2 separate regions of the Homo sapiens genome follow, and region 1 is linked to region 2. The links are chromatin contacts, found by Hi-C or POLR2A ChIA-PET in ENCODE. All regions are on one chromosome and are shown on one strand. Each heading gives the region's core, a stretch centred on a gene start or an enhancer-like site at or near the end of the contact. The rest is flanking DNA. Distances are from core to core; before and after follow the strand shown. Region 1 overlaps HIVEP3 (HIVEP zinc finger 3). Region 2 has its middle 7.5 kb from the start of GUCA2A.

Region 1 (4,874 bases), core at 116-2,615, 520 kb before region 2:
CCTGGGCTTGTCACCCCACATCTATAGTTCTCAGGTTCCTCAACTGCGGTCTGGAGATAATACCTTCTAGCTTGTGAGAGAGCTGAATGAGACAGTCTACATGGAAAGACATTTTGAAGGCTTAAAGCCCTGTCCCATGCAGCTATTATTATTATTAAAGTTGCTGTAACGATTATCATTAAGCATATTTGATACACTGTTTCCAAAGCAGGACAGCCCAGAGTCTGAGCTGTCTGACCGAGCCGACCCTTCCAGCTTCAAATGAGATGTTTCCATAGACCTCCACGTGCCCCATAGAGAAAGGAAATTTTCCTTAGTCTGTTCAGTTCTACACTTCCTTTATGGCTCCATTCATGGGTCACCATATCAGTGATACCTTCTCTGACCATCCTACAGCAAAGAGCCTCTGAGGCCGCGCGCGGTGGCTCATGCCCATAATCCCAGCACTTTGGGAGGCCGAGGTGGGCAGATTACTTGAGGTCAGAAGTTCAAGACCAGCCTGGCCAACATGGGGAAACCCTGTCTCTACTAAACGTACAAAAATTAGCCAGGTGTGGTGGCGGGCACCTGTAATCCCAGCTACTTGGGACGCTGAGGTGACAGAATTGCTTGAACCCAGGAGGCGAAGGTTGTAGTGAGAAGAGATTGTGCCATTGCACTCCAGCCTGAGTGACAGAGTGACACTCCATCTCAAAAAAAAAAAAAAAAAAAAAAAAAGAGAGGGAGAGAGAGAGAAAAGAGCCCCTGAATCCCTCCCCACGGCATTCTCTAACTTCCCACCCTGCTTCATGCTTCTCCATGGCACTGAACCCATCTGACACATTCCCTATTGCCGTGTTCCTTTGTTCACGATTGGCCTCCCTCCACTAGTTTATGAGCTCCCTGAGAGCCCCAGTTGTGGTCTGTTTTGGTCAGTGCTGTACCCCAGTGCCTAGAGCAGCCCTGACATATAGTGAGGGCTCAACAGATGTCTGCTAAATGAATGACTATATGCTTGGTTTTACTCTGTAATCTCTTGCTTCCACCCTGGTAACTTGAAAACAACTCTTTACACCCAAACATACTGTTGAATTCAAATCAGAGCAAAGCTATTTGGTAAGCAGGTGGCTCAGAGCCCTTTGGGTCTTCTTTAAGAAAAAAAATAGGGTAATGCCTTTCTTTTAATTTAATTCAATGTCATGAACGTTTCTTTGCCTGCCTCCTCTCCCATGAGTGGCTCTGCCAATTAGAAACCACAGTCTCTTCCTTGTCCAGAGCCTGTCTGCTGGCCTCCTCACATAATCAATTCCAACAGAGTCCAGGCTAGAAAAAGCTGGTAAAATCCCCACAGCCCCACACGCAGCCAGTTCACTTCCTTACTGTATTCACTCAGCACTTGCACATCAAAGGCCCATGGACTTCTCAGAGCAGGAAGAAACCCAGGGGATCCCTCAGGCCAGCCTGCAGCTGAGGACATTGTGGTTCAGACAGGGGAGGGAACTGGCAAATGACACACAGTAGTTAGTGGCAGTTCCAGGAACAGAACCCAGGACTCCCAGCTCCATACCCTGGCCCCAATTCCTTTGTGGGCTGGAACCATCTCCCCATGCCCGCCTTTCACCAAGGAACACGTACGTGCTTATTACCTGGAGCTCTAATCTGATTGTCTGCCCACCCCTGACCATTCCTGGGTATTTGAACTTGGGCACTGATGGGCTGAGATGACTCTCCAAAGCAGCAATGCACCAGGCAGCAGAGTTAAGAGCCAGACAGAAAGGAAACGGGGGTTGCATTTGTTCAGAGCCAGGTACTTTACATGCTCATCTCAACTAACACTCACAGTGCCCTGAAATGAAGGCATTATAACTACATTTTATAAATGAAGAAAATGAAACACAGAGAACTTAAAAATGCAGCAAATTACACAGTGAGAAAAGGGCAGGACCAGCATCAGAGTCAAGTTCCTCCTGGTAAGGAAGCCCTTGTTCTCCTGCCCGACCACTCCATCAGAGGCCCAAAGGCCTAGACAGCACTCCAGAGCCTGTTGGGCTGGGTCCCTAAAAACAACAAAATATTCCTCTGGGGAAGTAACCAGAATGATCCCATTCTAGAGATGAGGAAACTGAGATCTGGAGAGGAAATACAACTTGCACATGGCCACGTGGCTTGTGGGTGGTAGATTTGCTCAACTCTGAGCTTCTTGGGGATGCAGACTCTCTCCTAGTGCTTAGCCCAGAGCTGAGCCCCCAGAAGGACCAATCCACTGTTGAATAAATGAATAAATGACAGCGTAAGGTGAGAAGCACAACCTCCCGACACTCCCACAAGCCGGGTGTTTACACCCCAATTGACCCACACGGTGGCCTCAGGAGCAAGAGACCAGGCTGATGCAGGTGAGCACAAGCCTAAACTCACACTGATATCCAAAGCTCACATCCTCGTCTCTGAGCCCATCGATGTCAGAGGCATGGGAAGTGATGCTGGCCCTGGTCCCCATTCAGCCCTCAGCTCTCCATGGAGCAATGGTTATGCAATGAAGAGGTTTAGGAAGATGGCGGAGCTGGTAATTCTTTCACCCAAAGACTGATGTTTATGGCATGGAATGTACCTTCCTCCCAAAGGCTGGTGTTTGGGGCAAATTGGTCTATTTTGTTGCCCCCTTTGGGAGCAGCTGATTCATTCACAAATACTGCAGTTTTTATTATTCTCAGTAATTTTTCATCCTAACAACTGAAACTAGTTGTTGTTTATGGTTCACCTACTAAGTGCCAGGCACAGGTATCTAATGAGACATCTGTCACCCTGTAGGTAAGTGTGAGCATTCCCACATCACAGATCAGGAAGCTGAGGTTTAGGAGAGGCAAAGCAAATAGGAAAGGCACAGGGCTAGAAAGCAGGAGATATAAACTCCGGTCTGTGGGACGCCATCGCTCATGCTCCTACCATGTGGCCTTTGCAGGTCCGGGACAAGGGGGTCGGAGCCACAGCCAAGGACAGATGGAAATGGGAGGCAGATGGAAGGCCTGCCTGACTTCCTGGGCCTCCTGCTGGCTGGGCTTCTCATCCCAGGCAGAACATCTAGCACCAGGGCACTTCTCCACATGCCCACATGCTGTCCCCAGACTCTCTGATCAGACAATCAGGGTGGAACTTGGAGCTCTTCTGTTCAAAGCCCTCAGGTGACAGCACCTGGCACCCCTGGTTAAGAACCACTGCTGTCAATTCTCAGACCATTTTCTCACAACTACACCCTCTTCTGGAAGGTTCGAAAATGTTTCTTAAGAAATCTGTTAATTGGTTTACAAAGAATATCACAACTCAAAACCGCTGAGACCTTCCAATTCTAAGATTCTCAACCAAGCAACAATAACTCATCCACAAATGCATGTGAAGGTTTGTCTTTGTTAATGGCAATTATTCCCAAACAGCGTGATGTTTATAAAAAGGACTTTGGAGCCCAAAGTCCTGGGTTTGAGTCCTAGCTCAAACCAGTTATTTGACCACAGGCAACTCAACTCAACCTAATAGTTATTAAAAGCCCACTATGGACCCAGAGTCCTGGGCTGGGAAGACTAGGGACACAGAAGCAGACAAAAAAAAGTCATGATCCCTCTTAGCTCCGAGTTCCTCATCTGTAAAACAGGAACCAGCAGTTACCAAGTGCCTGCTACACCCCCGGGCCTTGAAAGTGCATGTTCTCACTTCACCCCCCCCATGAGCCTCGGGAGGCAGGTTCTCCTGTGATCCTGCTCTGCAGCGGAGGAAGCAGGGGCTCAAGGGGGTGAAGTGGCCTGGGTGAGCCTGCGGCAGTGTGTGGCAGTGTCTGCACTCTTTCCATCCCATCCCCCGCTTGGCAGATTAGTCCACAGAGTGAACAGGATAATAAGGGAGAGTGCTCTGCAGCCGATCAGGAACCGCACAGATGTATGACATCATGGTTATTAATAATGGAAGCAGCACAACTAATTCACAATCCTTCCAGATGGACCACCTGAATTGTCTCCTAAAAACCTCCTGCAAACAGAGCATCGAATTCTATAACGGTAGAGCTAAGAGGGTCCTTAGAAGTCTGACCTTTTCCTCATTTACAGGGGTTGGGGATGGACAGATCTAGAGGGCAGCCCCGCCCCACAAAGCCCAGGATGCACTGTTGGGCTTTAGTGATTGAACCAGGAAGATAAGTAGGTCTCAGATCAAACACCAGCAGTTACCCCCTCCAAAGGGTGCTGGCAAGAATATCAGCAGCGAACTGCAAGTATGGCCTCTTCCTGGTCCCTAGCCCAGCTCCTTTCTGCTACAGGGCCTTTGTACCTGCTGTTCTTCTATGGCAAATATTCTTTCCCCAAAGCTTTGCAAGGCTGTCACTTCTTTATTACTCAGATCTCAAGATAAATGTCAGCTCCTCAGAGAACTCTCTGGGCCCCCACGTGTAGCTTCTCCCATTCCTCCCTGGCATTCTCCATCACACAGCTTTGTTTGAGTTTCTTCAGAGTGTATATGACGACTTAGCTTTATCTGATCCATTAATATTCATTATTTCTCTTCCCACTGGAATGCAAACTCCCTGAAAGAAGGGATTAAACAGTTTTCACTGCTGTAGTCCCTAGAATGGTGCCCAGGGCCCAGCAGGCACTCAGCAAACATGTTCATCAAGTCCCCCTGGATGTTGGCCTGGGTCATGGCCATCCTAGCATCTGGCAGACACTCATTCAATAAATGCTATTGACCCTCTCCTCTATGCCAGGCTCTCTGCTAGATGCTGCGGTCCTTGCCCTCACAGTGCTTTGACATTGATTAAAGCAAACAGCACAGGAGACGCCAGAGCTGTGGCTGTCCCATCACATGCAACCAAGCAATAGTCGGCCAATATCCACAAATATGGCAGAAAATGGAAG
Region 2 (5,151 bases), core at 1,843-4,342:
AAGGCCTGGCACTTAGTAGGTACCACTGAGTCTTTAAAGAATGAGGCAGGTTGTAATGTTTGCAATGATCATCACATTAATGACAGCAGCTAATATTTGTCAAGACTCACCCTGTGCCAGGCTCTGGCCAAGTGCTTTACAAGTGTGGAAGCCAGTCTTGCTCCCTAAAGCCCCGCCACCCCTCACCCACTTCCAGAAGCTGCAGAGGTTCTGCCCTGCTGTTGGGGCAGCCCTCCAGTCTCTGTGAAGATGCTGATGTTTGATTCTTGTGTCTAGGTGATCTTATCATGGCTCCTGTGTGCACATTAAAATTGGGACCATTAAGCCTCAGTCCCCCCATTCCCACAGGCCCAGAGGCCTAATCGGACCTCAGCAGGAAGGCCTGGAACAGAGCCCAGGTGGGAACCTGAAGACTCCAATACAGATCTGTGTAACCTTGAAAGGGGTGTGGTCCACAATACACAGCCTCTCCAACCTGCTTGTAAATGTGTCTTGGAGGGTGTAACAATCTCTGGTTCCTATAAGAATCCAGAACTGCCTGAGGCAGACATTACAATATATGTGAACCTCCTGACAGCACTGGAAACACCTAAGAAATAACTACATAACCCTATTTTATACATGGGTAAACTGAAGCTCAGAGAGGTTAAGAAAGTATAATTTTCCCAAAGGTGCATACAGGGATGCTGTGTACAGTTGTATTGGTTGTGCACTGCACAAGGGTACCCGACCAACAGAGAGCATAAGTGTGGACACAAGCATGCGACTACCTCAGCCTAGAGGAAAGCACAATACTTCAGACTCATTGCCAGGTGGACTGGGTGGCAACTGTGGTCACGTAGCTAGAAATCCCAGAACAGAATCCATTTCTTTCAACTGCCAAAGAAAAGCCTAAAGTTCTATTGAGTCCATCCCATTCCTCTGCACTGTCTTCCTGGTCCCAAACACCCATTTTTGCCCCCTTCTAGGGAAAAGGAAAAAGAAAGGAGTCGCCACTGAGTCAGACCCTGTGAGGTAGGTCAATGATGTCCATCTTAGAGGATGAAACTGAGGCTCTCAGAAAGAGTGCTCAATGTCACACAGAAAGTGGATGGCTGAGTTGGAATTGGAAGCCTTTTGGCTGAAGCCCAAGTCCAGGCTAGGGTGGAGGGATCTCTCCCCCACCCCCAGGCCCTGGGTGGCCCGGCTCTTTCCCTTGATGCTCCAGGGGGCAGCTGGGGAGTGGGCAGGGGGCGTGCCTGGCTGTTTGCTCAGCGATGTCATCTCAGGGCCCTGTGGCCTCACCAGGAAGAGGCGGTGAAGAAACTCCGTTCACCATCTGCTCCCCCTCAGTGGGACAGCAGCTGCAGCCTTCTCCCGCATCCCCCAGCCTGCTTTGGGCATTGGCCACCAAGACAACCTCCCACACCCAAAGGCTGACAGGGAAGGAGAGCACAGCTGGAGCTCCCTCCACCTGCCCCCATAGAAGACGCTCGCAGAGCCCACAGGCTACAGGGAGGGTAGGGCATGGGTACAGACTCCCTGGGATGAGGGAGGAACAAGCCGAGGCTACCAGTCCTCCTGGCACCAGATCAGAGAATGCTTTACCTGACAAGGTGGCATTTGCAACAGGTCTTGATCAATGGGAAGATTTGGACCCATCGAGGGGAGAGCCGCGAGGCAAAGGCCTGGCAGCAGGAAGCATAAATGGCAAAGCGGGGGCGGCTGAGGTGAAAGCAGAGGGTGTCTCAAGGACTCATGGGCCAGCAGCCCAGAGAAGGCGGCTTCACACACTGGGCTGAGGAGTTTTGCCCTTCACCTGGTGACAGCAGGGAGCTACAAGAGTTTTCAGAGTAGGGGAGGCCTTGGTAAGAGTCATGATTCAGAAGGAGTGCCCTGGCACTTGGCGTTAAAAGTGGACTGTCTAGCGATGGCTGCTGCATGGGTCCAGGAGAGGTCTGTGTTCCACCCCTGGCAGTGCCCCAGAAGGGCAGGGGGTGGATTGGAAGCATAGAATGGCAGGAAAAGCAACTGGTCTTGGCAACTTGGCAACAGATGGAGAGGAGAGGGAGGGAGACAGAGAAGGGAAGACCGCCCCTGGGAACCTAATATGTGCCAGGGCAGCTTTTGCCATCTGACTCCTCACTGATGGTCTCAATAACACGTTGAGGTGAAGTATTGCATCCCCATTTTACAGATGAGCAAACTGAGGCTCAGAGAGGGCAATGTCTTACCCAAACAGAATTCTAGCTTCTTCTGACTCCAAACTCTGAATTCTTCCCATTGCCTCAAGTATTTTGCTAGCCTATGGGACCTGCAGGGAACATGCAGGCTAAGCTGCTGTTCTTGGAGCAACTTCTGGTGTAAAAGCTTTAGGGCAGCAGGCGGGGGGATGCCTGGGGGCAGGAGCCGGTATAGATCAGGGATCTAGCTCAAAGGGATAACGGAGGGAGGAGTCCTCAAAGCCACAAGGACAAGCCAGGGATGTGATAAGAAAATGTGTATCAGACCCACAGGTCTAACCCTGACAGTGCCTGTGAACCCAGCTACAATCCAGGCAAGCGTCTCCCTCCTCCTGCAAATTCCCCTATCCTAGTGGGAGGAGGGAGTGGCTATCAAGTCATCAAATTTGAGGAGCAATCTTCCTGTCTCCTGTCTCCTTTATGGGCACACACAGATACACAAAGTCCCAGTCACTATCACACAGGCTACAACGTATCACATGCTCAGCCACAGACTCACACGCTCACACAAGCACACGAGCACACGCACACAAGGCCTTGCTCACATATGGTCACACACACACACACACACACACACACAGTCACACGGAAACAGAGGGCTGTTCCAGGAAGGCCTGTCACTCAGGCATGGGAAGGTTGGGAAGTGTCCTTGGACATATTTATTGCCATTGTCTGGGACAGGAAGTTGCCTCTCTGACCTTTGGGGGATGCGGGGTGAGAGTGGTGCCATCCGTCTACCATGAGGCCAGCTCAGGCCTGCCTCTGGGGTAGGGTGACCAGAGGGTGGTCAGGGCAGCTGGGAAGTGCTATGGAAGAGACAGCACGCCCTCCAGAAGAGCAGGCACGCCTGGGGCAGATGTGGGTTCCTGTCCTCTTGCCAGCCTCGCTCGCTGGCTTTGACCTTGGGCAAATCACTTCACCTCTCTGAGTTGGCAATGTCCAGCCATAAAAGATAATGACACCAACCTCACAAGGCATCTGGGCATGCTCACTCAGATAATCGCTGTCCAGTGCCAGGCAGGGACCTGGCAAATGTGGCAATAACCATCGTTGTTTGTGACAGCCGCAGGAGTTGGTGTACAAGTGGAGACAAGGCCTGCTCCGGCTCAGAGGCAGGGCTGGTGGGGGTGGCAAGGGTAGCTGCCCAGTGGGCAAGGCGCATGGCTGGCTGGACCACAGCCCTCTGTATGCTTGCAGAAACCATGCCAGCCCCCAGCATTAGCTGGCCCCAGAAGAGGAAGGAGCAGAGCCTGAGGAGCCTCAGAGTGTGGGGCTGACACTGGGCACCTTCTCCCACCTGAGTCCTGGAGCAGGGGAGCCATAGGCACCAGGAGGCTGGGACGGGGCAGCAGACTTCAGAGGCAGCTCTAGAGTGGGCCCCAGCAGTATGTGGCCGAGAACTAGACAGGCTCCTTGGCTTCCTCCAGCAAGCTCTGACACAGGAGAGGAGGAGCACAGATTCTAAAGGCTGGCTAGTGGAATCCCTACCTTTCTTTAGGAGCACCAAAATCTGGGGGCTGCAGAGAAAGGGAGCACAGCCCTAAGTAAGGGTAAAGGAAACCCTCCAAAAGAGGAAAGGTGCACAGCCGGCAGCCCCGCCCCCTAGTGGCCACAGGCACTCACTACAGCCTAATTGCAAAGTAGCTTTGGCTTTGTTCTAAGGCCCTCATTCTCCGCCTGGTCGCTCCGGGAACAGGGCCTGAAACAGCACAATGTGGTGGTGAATGGCGCAGACATTGGAGCTGAATGGCCTAGGTTCAAAACCCCAGCTTTACTGTTGCTATTATTACCTGTGCCACTTACAAGCTGGATGACCTTGGGCAAGGGACTTCATTTCTGTGGCTCTGCAAGATGAAGTTGATAATAAGAGTATCTACTACACACAGTTACTTCAAAGAGTAAGTATGATAATCCACATCAGGTGCTTAGGATAAGTAATATTAAGTAACAGGAACTTTTAATAAAGAGTAGCTGTCCAATTCTGTACTTCTGAGGTCAGCATCGCTTAGGGGTACTGCAGGAGAGCTGGGGGTTGAAGCCCTGACCTAGGGTTGAATTCTGGTTCTGACGCAGTCAGCTACCAAGTCTCTGCTCTGTACATGTTGACTAGTCACATATATTAAGGGAAGAGTCCAAGGAGGTAAGCTCAAAAATCACTCTTGAAAATCCTTTGGGAAGGCAGCACTTTTGTGGATAAACATGTCTCAATAAGCCCAACCCGGCCAGTTTTTCTAGTTCTTGGTTGAAGTCTGTCTTTGAGCATTGGAGGAAGCTGCTGGCTTGAACCCAAGACAATGCTGCACGAAACACATGTCTCTTTATCCACCGGAATTGACTCAGTAATGAGATGCTCACGCAGAAGGTACATGGAAGCAAATACCAGTTATAGACTCAGATTTGAATCTTCCATCTCACACTCAGGGGCACATGTCCATCACAGGTGGATACTCCACCATTACATTATTTAAAATTTCCATTCCTTCTCTCTTTGGCCAAGTATATACAACTGAATTTACATGCTTTGATTGAACGCATTCATGATACAACTCCATTGTGTCTCACCTCTCCAAAGCTGTTTCTTCTTCTGTAAAATGAGGGCAGTAACAGTACTACATCATCAGACTATTGTGCAATCAAATAAGACAGTATGTGTAGGAATTTTAAATCGCTGCCAGACAAATGACTTTCATTCCCTTCCCCCAAATTTTCCCTAACTAACTGTGTGAAACGTGAGCAGACCCTTCCCTCTCTGGGTCTCAATGTTCTCCAACAACAAAATGTGGGGGTTGTGTTAGTTGATTTCTAAGGCCCCTTCCAGCTTGAAGCTTTTAGGATAGTGCTGTAATTCTAGGGCATTTAATGCAGTCAAACCTTCAATGCATTTGATCTTAGCCAAAAGGCCAAGAAGCTATCAAGCCTTCAGTGAATG

Evidence for each region. Hi-C counts contacts between places; a loop is a spot of excess contacts on that map. ChIA-PET counts read pairs that join two places held with the same protein, here RNA polymerase II (POLR2A). Pooled maps may share reads with other maps.
Region 1: a loop to region 2 is called in a pooled map of heart left ventricle, with 2.3 times the contacts of the local background. The contact joins two enhancer-like sites. A Hi-C loop is called at or near these places in 1 of 168 maps with a recorded cell type or tissue (PC-9) and 2 of 50 pooled maps. POLR2A ChIA-PET finds 5 or more read pairs at or near these places in 2 of 52 experiments (MCF 10A and activated T-cell).

The regions. Positions count from the first base shown.
Region 1 is chr1:41,654,891-41,659,764 of GRCh38, forward strand. All of the region lies in intron 2 of HIVEP3 (HIVEP zinc finger 3), which reads right to left. Among named protein-coding and RNA genes, the nearest start is that of EDN2, 170 kb to the left of the region's middle. Within about 2 kb of position 1,366, at least 2 of the 41 ENCODE cell types and tissues checked have a DNase peak (open chromatin) inside an H3K27ac peak, as active enhancers do.
Region 2 is chr1:42,169,684-42,174,834 of GRCh38, forward strand. No RefSeq gene overlaps it. Among named protein-coding and RNA genes, the nearest start is that of GUCA2A, 7.5 kb to the left of the region's middle. RefSeq lists enhancers at 2,735-3,029, 3,424-4,051 and a silencer at 3,380-3,597. Within about 2 kb of position 3,093, at least 20 of the 41 ENCODE cell types and tissues checked have a DNase peak (open chromatin) inside an H3K27ac peak, as active enhancers do.